3 separate regions of the Homo sapiens genome follow, and all the other regions are linked to region 3. A link is a contact called in ENCODE Hi-C or POLR2A ChIA-PET data. All regions are on one chromosome and are shown on one strand. The core of a region is the stretch at or near the end of the contact, and the rest is flanking DNA. Distances in the headings are between cores, read along the strand shown. Region 1 overlaps LRCH1 (leucine rich repeats and calponin homology domain containing 1). Region 2 holds the start of SLC25A30-AS1 (SLC25A30 antisense RNA 1). Region 3 overlaps LCP1 (lymphocyte cytosolic protein 1).

Evidence for each region. A loop is a pair of places that touch in the nucleus more often than their neighbours do. ChIA-PET counts read pairs that join two places held with the same protein, here RNA polymerase II (POLR2A). Pooled maps may share reads with other maps.
Region 1: a loop to region 3 is called in a pooled map, with 2.9 times the contacts of the local background. The contact joins two enhancer-like sites. A Hi-C loop is called at or near these places in 5 of 37 single-sample maps with no recorded cell type and 6 of 50 pooled maps.
Region 2: a loop to region 3 is called in a map of GM12878, with 7 times the contacts of the local background. The contact joins the promoter of SLC25A30-AS1 here to the enhancer-like site in region 3. A Hi-C loop is called at or near these places in 1 of 168 maps with a recorded cell type or tissue (GM12878), 2 of 37 single-sample maps with no recorded cell type and 2 of 50 pooled maps. POLR2A ChIA-PET finds 5 or more read pairs at or near these places in 1 of 52 experiments (activated CD4-positive, alpha-beta T cell).

The regions. Positions count from the first base shown.
Region 1 is chr13:46,676,597-46,680,951 of GRCh38, reverse strand. The region is part of intron 3 of LRCH1 (leucine rich repeats and calponin homology domain containing 1); the gene reads right to left. Among named protein-coding and RNA genes, the nearest start is that of ESD, 120 kb to the left of the region's middle. Within about 2 kb of position 1,276, at least 18 of the 41 ENCODE cell types and tissues checked have a DNase peak (open chromatin) inside an H3K27ac peak, as active enhancers do.
Region 2 is chr13:45,415,595-45,419,411 of GRCh38, reverse strand. SLC25A30-AS1 (SLC25A30 antisense RNA 1) reads right to left here and starts at 1,250. Exons shown (of 2, transcript NR_047031.1): 1 at 674-1,250. SLC25A30 (solute carrier family 25 member 30) reads left to right here and starts at 1,039. Exons shown (of 10, transcript NM_001010875.4): 1 at 1,039-1,112. RefSeq lists enhancers at 635-824, 1,635-1,684 and silencers at 935-1,034, 1,075-1,404.
Region 3 is chr13:46,163,621-46,167,611 of GRCh38, reverse strand. All of the region lies in intron 1 of LCP1 (lymphocyte cytosolic protein 1), which reads left to right. Among named protein-coding and RNA genes, the nearest start is that of LCP1, 17 kb to the left of the region's middle. Within about 2 kb of position 1,936, at least 6 of the 41 ENCODE cell types and tissues checked have a DNase peak (open chromatin) inside an H3K27ac peak, as active enhancers do.

The DNA of each region.
Region 1 (4,355 bases), core at 27-2,526, 510 kb before region 3:
CACACACCCCCAGCTACTCCTGCAGTGTAGACCAGTGCTCTCTCTTAGCTGGGTGCTATCATGATCTCCTGACTGGTTTCCATACATCAGTCTCCGCCTTGGATGCATCCTTCACAGAGCGGCCAGAGTGCAAATGCCATCATGCTGTTCACCAGCTTAAACACTTGCAGAGGCTCCTCAACAACTATAAAGTCCAAACTGGGCAGTAAGGCCAGTATCTATGATGAGGTCTGTCCATTTCTCCAGCACTTTTTCTCTGAATGTCCCTCCTCACAACCTACACTCCAGCCATGTTACTGCTTCTGGCAGTTTTCAGTATTTCATAATTCCCAAACTTGTTCATGCTCCTTCCCTGCCTGATATGCCAGTCCCCAATATTGTCCTCTTGTCCCACTGACTCATTTTTAAAGACTTAATTCAAGCCTCAACCTCTTTCGTGAAATCTTTCACGAGGCTTCCCCCACCTCTCCCACTCTGATCTAATGCCCAGGGAGACTGACCACTTCTTCTTGTGTGGTCCTTTAGATAGCATGTCACTGTAAGTCATTTGCTCATGGGTTTACATTCCCCTTTAAACCTATGAGCTCCTGGGTGGGAGGGACCATGTCTTATTCATTCCATCCTCCCACTGCCAGGTGGAGTGCCAAGTATAAAGTAAGGGATCAATAAATGTTGGATCAAACTTCTAAAATCCACTTACAGTGACACTCCATAATACTGTGGCTCCTTCTGTCTCCAGGACCCTAGGACCCAGGATGCTCCAACATACATACCAAATCCCATGCAGGTCCCACTTGGCATCACAGAACTAAAGATACAAATGATTCCAGTGAGATCAAGGCCTTAAATATCCCGCTTTACTTTTGAACCTGGAAAAGCTCTCCCCTTTCACCATAGAAGGCAGCAGAGCCTCGTTTCAGAAATCTGTTTCACTTTCATTCAAATAAGATGAACTCATCATCGACCAATCCAGTGAACACCCCCAGGCTCCACATTTAGACCAGGCTGTACACAACACAGTTGATCCCTGCCCTCTAACCTGGTCTCATCTAAAAGGCTTCAGGTGATCTATCAACCTGTCCTCACCAGGACAGTGCTCAATGGATACCACCCGATGAAGAGGAACAGTATCACTCTTGCTAAAAAGGAATGAAGTTGTCCTCTATAAAGGCTGAGTGTGCACAGTGCAGATACCTCCCCAAGCTTCTCTGTACAGCTGTCTGATGGGGGAGGTGGGGTGGCACGGGCTGAGAGCACCGGGTGTTCAGCAGCATCACCCCCAACTGCGGTTGCTCTATCCCTCCTGGCCCAGAAAAGTCACACACAAGTTTGAGAAAAACACTTCCAGTGTTTAAAACAAAAACAGAAACAAACTCCACAAGCACATCTGCAGAGACAAAAACGTCAAAGGAAGTAATTACAGAATTAGGAGGTCCAGAGATCGTGTTCAGTCACTCTCAGCCCCTCGCTGAGTCAGTAAATTGCCCTGCCTTTCCGAATGTATTTCCACATGGGAGAAGAGAACAGTGAAATGCCATCTTTTCCCAATTACGGGGGCCTTTGCTCAGTCACAAGAGCCAACAATCAAATGCTTTCAATGAAAGCTTTCTTTGCCTTAACTAAGTTACAAATAAGCAAAAGGTGCCATTCCATCCTATTTTAAAAGAGTCCTCACACAAATACCACACAGGTGAGTCCTAGAAATGCAGGAAATCAAATCCTTCTATGGAACTCATGACCAGATACAGTCACTTGGGTGATGTTGTTGGCAGGAGAAATGGGCGTGCTCGTGGGGAAGAATTAGAAGGAATTATTTGCCATCTCTAGAGAAAATGGACGTTATTGGCATCTAAAACAAGTTTTTTCAGTCTTGTGAGTGACAGCACGAGAAAGATCCTTATATAAATTATGGAAATCACAGATTTTCAATATGAAACTGACAATTTCCAGAAGCTTCAAAGACATAATTTTTTAAAAATCTTTCTCTGAATAAATAAGGAAGGAGGAGAGGAAAGCAAAAAGATAACAGATACATTTAGGTAGCACGTTATTCACAGCATGAGATGAAACTAAGCCTTATTCCATTTTTTAGTGTGAACTATACTCACCTTGCTCTTTGCTGGTCATGGTTGAGTTAGCTAGGAAATCAAAATATGCTGTTTCTCTAATCATAAGGTGATTTTTTTCCATCGTATGTTTCTAACATAATAGCCTTATTAAAAAATCAACTCCCCCTAGCGATATTTGAAAACTTATTTGGCAGTAGGGAAAATGGTCAATTTACTTTAAAAAACTTCCTGTAACGATAAATACAAGTTTTTTTCCTTCTGATTTAGAGGACAGGATATCTGTAGACAATTCAAAACACAAAGTCCAATTGTCCATTCACATTTTGGAGGGTATATGGTGAAGGTCAAATTATTTTAATAGTACTCTGCACTGTTGTCAATTACTTCCTGTCCTGACAAATAATGGGGGGAAAACGCCCAAGCAGATTTAGCACATAAGATAACATTTCACTACTGTGTAATCAATATTGTAGAAATAGTGCAAAACTCTATTCCCACAAGGCATTGAAACTTGCCACGTTTTAAAAAGGTTATAAATTCATCACAAAAATAAAACCCCATGGGTCACTATCTGAATTAGCTGGGGGTTAAGGAGAAAGAAACAGGAGATAATAGTCTAGGTGTTTGGGGATAAAATACTCCTGTTTTGAAAATGTAAAAGCAATATTTCTAGAATGGCCTTGTTCTCTAGAACACTTTTGTTCAAATTCAGCCTAAGATAAGGTATGAATTTTACAGACTGATTTAAAGAAGATACGATTTAGGAAAATGAATGTAAATAAAAACAACACTAATGCCTCAACTTCGGCAATTAGTAAGAATTTATCAGCTTATAAATTCCATATTCAGTTATTTATTAAAATAGTCAAATGAATCCCTTCTGAATTTTCTATTAGCCCTAAGCTATGTCTTAGAGAATGATTCCAAACTTCAGTGAAATCATAGCACCCTATAGTTAGTACTATAATACCACAAATACACAGGCAGATCAGAAAGAATCATGAGCATGTTATAAATATTTACTGAATTTATTCTTTTTGATAGAAACGAATCTAATTATAGTAATATAAATACTCAAGTTTAAGTTTTTTATAGACCAGTCAGTCCAACTTTGTCATTTAGATAAAAAACAAAATAGAGAATTTGAACTGTGACTTAACACATACTTACTTTCCACTGGTCATCATGTTTTTAGGTAACCAAAAGAAAAACTTTAGAAATAAGATTCTCTCCTCATCACAATAAAAAGAGTCTCTAGAAGTATTAAAACCATGTTGGAGTTTAATATATTTTTGTTACTAAGTGCTCGTTGCTAACTGACCTTCAGAATGCAAAAATAACAAGGATTTAAATTCGGAGAATAAATTCAGGGATTATTAAACTAGGTTATACTCACTTTCAGAAAGCAATATGGTAAAAGAGACTAGAAGTTTTTTTTGTTTTGTTTTGTTTTGAGACATTGTCTCGCTCTGTCGCCCAGATTGGAGTGCGATGGCGCGATCTTGGCTCACTGCAAACCTCTGCCGCCCAGGTTCAAGCGATTCTCCCGCCTCAGTCTCCCAGGTAGCTGAGATTACAGGTGTGTGCCACCACACATGGCTAACTTTTTTTTTTTTTTTTTTTTTTTGTATTTTTAGTAGAGACGAGGTTTCACCATGTTGGCCAGGCTGGTCTCGAACTCCTGACCTCAGGTGATCCACCCGCTTTGGCCTCCCAAAGTGTTGGAATTACAGGCGTGAGCCACCGTGCCCGGCTGACTAGAAGTATTTTTTTAAGGAATGATGTCTAGTGAAAACCAACATAGGCCGGGCACGATGTTTCATGCCTATATTCCCAGCACTTTGGAAGGCCAAGGTGGGCAGATCGCTTGAGCTCTGGAGTTTTAGACCAGCCTAGAGAACATTAGGAAACCCTGACTCTACAAAAAGACTTAAAAAATTAGTCGGGCATGGTGGCATGCACCCGTGGTTTCAGCTACTCGGGAGGCTAAGGTGGGAGGATTGCTTGAGCCCGAGAGGTCAAGGCTGCAGTGAGCTGTGACCATGGCACTGCATTCCAGCCTGAGTGACACAGTAAGACCCTGTCTCAAAACAAAAAGAAAAAAGAAAAACAATATAAATACTGTGTCAAGATGATCTTGGTTACAGAATAATTCCAGTAAGACCAGGACACACACTGGAACTGCAGGTAGTATTTGTACACGTGACCTTGCTCTGACACTTAGGTTTATGGTAATACTGCTTGAGATGTATTTTTGTAAGAATCTAGCTCTTTATTTAATTGAAT
Region 2 (3,817 bases), core at 1-2,500, 750 kb after region 3:
GGGAGGCGGAGGTTGCAGTGAGCTGAGATGGTGCCATTGCACTCCAGCCTGGGCAACAAGAGTGAGGCTCTGTCTAAAAACAAAACAAAACAAAAATATACCTGGGTATGCTTGAACACAAACACTGCCATACCGTTAAAAATGTTATATATTAATATATAAATAAATATTTACATATATGTATATTAGATATATATGTAAAGATTTCTACTCATAGTACGGTTCTTTTAATTTTTTGTTCTGTTTGGACATTTTCTTTCTTTTTTTTTTTTTTTTTTTTTAAGAGGGAGTATCACTTTGTCGCCCAGGCTGGAGTGCAGTGGCGCGATCTTGGCTCACTGCAACCTCCGCCTCCCGGGTTCAAGCGATTCTCCTGTTTCAGCCTCCCGAGTGGCTGGGATTACAGGCACCCGCCACCAGGTCTGGCTTTTTTTTTTTTTTTTTTTTTTTTTTTTTTTTTTTTTTTTTTTTGAGACGAAGTCTCGCTTTGTTGCCCAGGCTGGAGTGCAGTGGTACGCTCTCTGCTCACTGCAATCTCCGCCTCCCAGGTTCAAGCGATTCTTCTGCCTCAGCCACCCAAGTAGCTGGGATTATAGCGCCCGCCGCTATGCCCGGCTAATCTGTATATTTTCAAGCTAAAAGCTGGGGTATAAAAAAATAAGGGCAAGTTTACTTCCATCCAACTGTGAAGGTTCACGGGGGCACCGTGAGAAGGTTGCCCCCTGCGAAGGTTGCTTTTCCACGGTTCTCGATGCGTTCCCCAAATTTCTCTTCCACCTCCCAGTCGATATCGGAGGCCACATCAGGTGTCACCGAGTCCCGGGCAGCTCCCTCAGGCAGCGGCAGGGGAAGATCCTGAGGGGCACTTGGGACGGGCCCCGCCCCTCCGTGTCCCCATCTGGGGCTGTCAGGGGTGTGGCTAGTGCTGGCAGAAACCAATGGGAGCTGAGGAGGTCGCGTGTTTGCGCGGACGGGGCGGGGCGGCGCGGGGCTGCGTGCAGGCTCGTGGGTCTGCCCCGCCCGCGACGGCATTTTTTCCTTTTCTCCAGCGGCCTCAGGTTCTTGTTACAACTGAGTCCGGGTTGGAGGAGGTGTGGGGCCGCTGCCGCCAGGTAAGTCCTGGCCCGTGCCTCCTCCTGCCGGCCCCGCTTTCTCTGCGGCTCCTGGAACCCGGGCCTGGGGTAAGGTTGGGCTGCGATTTCCGAGGAGCCTCCTTTGCAACCGGGCGTGCTCGGGGCTGCCTGTGCTCTCCACTTCGCAGGCCGGGCCGGGCTCGGCGGGGCGCGAGGTTCCGGGGACTGGGGACAGGGCTCTGCTTCTCGGGCTGCTGCCTCCTTGGGTCGGGCCGGTGCCGCGGGGCCCCCATCGCTGTTGGCGTGGGGTGATTCCTGTTCCAGGGTCATTCAGATCCGAGTGCGAAGCCCGTCCTGGCATCTCCGCGTCTGCTAACGAGCCCCGGGCTTGCAACCCTGCTTGTGCGTCCCTCCCACTCGTGCGTTCATTCAAACGGCAGCCTGAGCGCCCGCGAGCTTCGCACTGTGGGAGAGGGCACACCACATTCGGAATCGCTCGTGGCACACAGGCTGGGAGGAACTTGCCTGGAAAGTTAATGTACCTCTGGGTTTTGAAGTCTTTCTAGGTGCACTTTCATGTAAAGCAGTTGCAGTGATTAGCATTTTTGTTCTGCGCAAGAGTAGCAAACAATGTTGGCACTGCCCTGCGGATTCGGCTTGCGGTGCTACTTGGGTAGTGAGAAAGTTGAAAGGCATGAATCTTGCTTTTGGCTTTGCCGTTGCGAAGCTTTGTGACCGCGGGCTCAGTTAATTAACGTGAAACGAGATGATAATTTCGAAGATTTCTTTTAAACCCGGCTTTTTGTAAGTCTGTGATGAGCTTAGTTTTCCTTCTGCACCTTTAAAAAGAATAGGAAATAGGAAAAGTTCATGAAAGGGCATTATTGAAAGGGCAGTCGGTCCAGCAAGGAACAATAAATGTATGAGAGCACATTAAAGGCTGTGCAATTACAGTTTTAAGACTTAAGACTAAAAAGGGAACAGGAAGTAAAACTGAAAGAACTTACCAAGAATTAAATAAGAGAAACGGCTGGGAGCGGTGGCTCAGGCCTGTAATCCCAGCACTTTGGGAGGCCGAGGCGGGCGGATCACCTGAGGTCAGGAGTTCGAGACCAGCCTGGCCAACATGGAGAAACTCCGTCTCTACTAAAAATACAAAATTAGCCGGGCGTGGTGACGGATGTCTAATTCTAGCTACTCGGGAGGTTGAGACAGGAGAATCGCTTGAATCCAGGAGACGGAGGTTGCAGTGAGCCGAGATCATGCTATTGTACTCCAGCCTGGGCAATAAGAACAAAACTCCGCCTCTAAATAAATAAATAAGAGAAACTTGGAAAGCGTTCAAAAGTACGAACAGCTAGTATTATATTTAATTACCTCCCTTTACAGCTGTACACATGAGGTCAGGTGGGTGAAAATAAATACTAAGCAACCATGTAAGAGAAAATGTAGACAGGATGTGTAACTTAGCATATATCCTAAGTGTAGGGAGAATCCTTTGAAATTCTTAATTTGTATAGACAATTTCATTCAGAAAACTTGTTTTTAACCTTTATTTATTATTTGGGACAGGGTCTTGCTCTGTCACCCAGGCTGCTAGAGTGCAGTGTCATGGTCTTAGCTCACTGCAGCCTTGAAGTCCTGGGCTTATGTGCCCCTTCCACCTCAGCCTGCGGAGTAGCTGGGACTAGAGTCGCGTACCACCATACCTAGATAATGTTTTGGATTTTTTTAGTATAGGTGGTCGTCTCATTCTGTTGCCCAGGCTGGTCTTGAACCCCTGGCCTCAAGCTATTCTCCAGCCTCAGCCTCCCAAGTAGCTGGGATTACAGGTATGTGTGACTAGCCCAGCTAACATTTTTGTTGTTGTTTTTTTACTTTGTATTTTTCACTTTTTTTTGTATTTATTTATATATTTATTTATTTATTTGAGATGGAGTTTTGCTTTTGTTGCCCAGGCCGGGGTGCAGTGGTGCGGTCTCAGCTTACTGCAACCTCCGCTTCCCAGGTTCAGGCAGTTCTCTTGCCTCAGCCTCCCGAATAGCTAGAATTACAGGCGCCCACCACTATGCCTGGCTAATTTTTGTATTTTTAATAGAGACAGGATTTCACCGTGTTGGCCAGGCTGGTCTCGAACTCCTGACGTCAGGTGATCCACCCGCCTCGGCCTCCCAAAGTGCTAGGATTACAGGCATGAGCCACCGTGCCCGGCCTGTTTTGTTTTTAACTTTAAAAAATTTGGACCGGGCGCCGTGGTTCATGCCTATAATCCCAGCACTTTGGGAGTCGGAGGCAGGCAGATCACAAGGTCAGGAGTTCGAGACCAGCCTAACCAACATGGTGAAACCCCATCTCTACCAAAAATACAAAAATTAGCTGGACGTGGTGGCACGTGCCTGTAATCCCAGTTACTCAGGAGGATGAGGCAGGAGAATTGCTTGAACCTGGGAGGCAGAGGTTGCAGTGAGCTGAGATAGCACCACCGCACTCCAGCCTGGGTGAAAGAGCGAGACTCAGTCTCAAAAAAAAAAAAAAAAAAAAATTATTCAGCCAGGCACCAACAGCTTTCTTTCTTTTTTTTTTTTTTGTGATGGAGTCTCGCTCTGTCACCCAGGCCACAGTGCAGTGGCGCCATCTTGGCTCACTGCAACCTCTGCCTCCCGGGTTCAAAGCTATTCTCCTGCCTCAGCGTCCCGAGTAACTGGGATTACAGGCATCTGCCACCATGCCCAGCTAATTTTTGT
Region 3 (3,991 bases), core at 687-3,186:
TTCTGGTAGAATGTGGGCTAAAGGGTAGCTGTAGAATTTAAAGATGTTAGTATCAGGAGCATCACTGTCTAAAGCTCAGGGAAGGAGAGAGATGCTAAGGCACAGAAAGGCCTCCCCAAGCCCCAGCCTGGAGTATCCCCTTTTCTTGCAGGAGGCTTGTTCTTGTGTCACACCCTTAATGGGATTGGGCAACTTGGTAGAAAACAGAGGTATCAGGAATGTACTAAGGGAGAGAAGGAAGGAATGAGAACTCCTTAGCTGGCGACAGAGCCAGGCTCTGTAAGATGTGCTACACAGCTTCAGAAGCCCCTCGGTGTAGTGGTCAAACCAGAGGTACCCAGAGCAATATGAGGTTGATGAAGTTTGGAGTAATCTGGATTGCTAGCTTCCCATAAGTGTTTATGTGGCCTGAGATAATAGTGTCAGAGGAGAGCCGTTGAGTCTCTCCTCCTGAATAGCCTTCCCCCTACCTTCCACCCTGTGGCATTTACATCAGAGCCTGCAGAGAGAAGAATTCTGTAGGCTTTGAGAGAATCCATGTATCTGCAGGGAGAAAAAGGACAATCTGGAGGAGATTCTGACTTGACAAAAAGATTCATCAGAGTCCCTTTAACTGGCCATCTGTTTTTAAGGCCATTTATAATTATTTGGTTTCTTAAAAACAAAGTCATTTTAAAATTATATTTTCTGAATCATCCTTTATGTAAAAGTTAGTCATATCTGTATCCATAGAGATATGATATCCCAAGAATATATAGTAAATTCCATATATTCGCAAAGTAAGATCTCCTACAGTGGTCTACTTTATAAAATGAAGGGGACAGGATTAAGTAAAAGCAATGTTTTTTCCTTAAATAGATTAATCTTGATGGCTTTTTAAAAATGTATGGGTATTTTATTTTGCTTCATAGTCCTACATATTTTATTTTTCGTTTCTTTAGTTGTCATAGTCTAATGCTAAAGCTTACAATATTAATGTTATTCTAGATGATGTGTTCTTTTGGATTACTGATTGTTCTTGAGATGTTTGGAAGTTGTATAATTTCCCCTCTGGAAATGTACTGAAATTTATTGAGGCAGAGCTAGGAACTTGAGTCCTGAGTGTCCGGTTTGACTTTAACTACTGAATCAAGTTGCAGGAAAAGTGGGGCACATTCAAAAGAGTCCCTTGGCAAGGTGATACCAGGTCACAGATGCCTCCCTGATCCTGGCAGGTTATATGATTCAGCATCAGTATATTGAATCAAAATACTGACTAGCCCAGCACTACCATCTTTCAGAAATGATTCCACCCCTTGAGCATCTCTCTCTAGACAGGTCACCTTTTCTAGCCTTTCTGCTTTTAATTATCAGTTATGAAACTCCCCAGAGAAAATTCCATTTACATTTTTACATTTACTTTAGAGGATGTTTTTTCTTCTGTAAATTCTGCAGCACTGTGTTCAAGAGTAAACTCCCACAAATTGTTTCTATATTCAGACTTTAGAGAACTTAAGTTCAGGTACTTTTATGATAACTCATCCTCAGAAATTCCCTTCGCTACTGACTTGGGAAATACCAGCACCCTTTAAGCAGAAACTCAAAACTCACTGATTTAAGAAATGAACAGGCTTTGTGGCTTTTGCAGTTTGAGGTGGGGCTTTTTTTTTCTTAAGGTTTTAAAAATAATATAATTTTTTAAAATGAACAACCAATGCTTTTTTTTTGGCCAACGTCTTGAGATTCTACAACTATTGATTTAATAAATTTAAGTGCTCTCACATGCACTCACACAAAAAACTAGCAGCCCAGACGTGACCTTGATGAATGAGTTGTCTTTTTATAATAGATTTTTGATTTGGGCAGTAATTCAGAAGGGGATTTCCCAGATTGACCACGGATTTGCAGAAGACCTGAAAATGGTTTGTGGCAGGGCATATTTAGATGATGTAGTCATTAAAAAGGGCCACACTCAATGCAGGAGCAGTCGGGCAGAGCTGAAGAAACCACTCACTTATACCTTGGAAGATACATGCTTTCTTTAGCCCCTCCTTTTAAGCTCCAGATGCCTCAGCATGCCCATTACTGCAGCAGTATCTGTATAGTTTGCTGCCTATATGGTGCCAGTAATTTGCAAACTAAAGCCATCACCAACTAATCTTACTTATATTACTTATTAATCTTATAATATTATCATAACCCATATTTTCAAATATGCGTGAATTAAAATGGGTGCATTTTTGTTTTTTTTTTGTTTTTGAAATGGGGTCTCGCTCTGTCACCCAGGTTGGAGTGCAGTGGCATGATCTCAGTTCACTGCAACCTCCGCTTCCTGGGTTCAAGTGATCCTCCCACCTCAGCCTCCCGAGTAGCTGGGATCACAGGCATGCACCACCACACCTAGATAATTTTTGTATTTTTGGTAGAGATGGGGTTTCACCATGTTGCCCAGGCTGGTCTCGAACACCTAAGCTCAAAGCAATCCGTGCACCTCGGCCTCCCAACATGTTGGGATCACAGGCATGAGCCACTGCACCTGGCTCAATGTCTTTCTTAAAAATGATCTGGTCTGCCTGTTTTTACACTAATTATGTCCTCTTCCTGCTGCTTTGCTTTGTGAAATTACTGCCCTTTGCACATTCAGTTTAATTACTTAAAGGTCTCTGCTCAGTTATGGACCTTAGGGGCCCTTTTAATGGTAACTCCATCCTTTTCCTGCTCTGCTCATCAGCACCTGCATTTACAAGCTCCAGCCTGGCATTGCCTTGAGAATTTGTACATGGATAAAACATTTCTTCTCATTAGAACTTCAGTTTCCTTATTTATAAAATGAGGACATTGTAATAAATTATTTATGAGGTTCCTTCTGTCTCCAAAAGTTAGGTTGTGTTTCCAGGATATGCTGCTCATGCTGATGGTAAAAGGGACTCTCTCCAGATATCTATTCATGTTTCTGCCCAACAACAACAAACAGTATCACAGCAATGTCAGTTGCTGATTATCCCTTCTCCACTTTACCTTTTAAACTAAGTTAATCCACTTCTCTTTTGCATTTGCTGTTAAATCACTGAAGCATTTTGGATTTTTTAAATTTAAAGGTGTTCTTGCTGTTTGACTTCTCTGAGTTTATCCTCTCCACTCATAAATCTCGTAGAAAAATATTGTTACAGATGCTCAAGGCTTTTCATCTTGACCTACCTGCTGTGGTTTAAAAATAATATGATTTTAAAATACATGTACTTTCTATGTCTTTTAAATGAATGGGCCACTGCAATTTTTATGGTAAAAAAAATTTCCCATTATACCATGATCTTTAGATATTTTTTAGATTTTCTTTTTTTACCCAACACTGTAATTGTTTTGTTTCTTCATTGGCCCTACTTGTGACACTTAGAATGTAGTCTTGTTCTCTGCTTCTACTTATATTTATCGCTAGCTGCTGATAGCGCTCTAAAATCTAACATTCTTGTGTCAAGGGATAAGGCCAGGTTTAGAGTCAGAGATCTTGTTTGTCCTCCTTACCTTTGACATTGTTCCATGCTTTCAGGATAACTAACTGGGTCAATATAGACGTGCTTACCTAAAATGAAGAATAGCACCTGGCTTATAGTAGGCATTCATAAAATATTTGTTAAATGAATGAATGTATCTTATAATCCCATAAACACCTATGAACCAAGAGGTCTTAAGACATTTAAAAACATGAAGGGCTGGACAGCCGGAGAGCTGGAGAGCCTTCTATTCATGCATATGTGGATATGGTAGAGGGTATAGAAGAGACCTAAGCCAAGTTAGTCACAAGGATTTAGCAAAGTATATTAATACAAAGTTCTATACTAATTCCTTAAAACAGAAGCCTTGATTTCTGAGCACAGGAAAGCAAAAGCTTTCTACTAGAATGACTGGACAAGCTCACTATATTGTAGTTTTAAAAATCTCCCATGGGGCTATCCATAGTCCATATACTTAATAACTCATTGTTTTTTTTTTTTTTTTTTTAATTGATCATTCT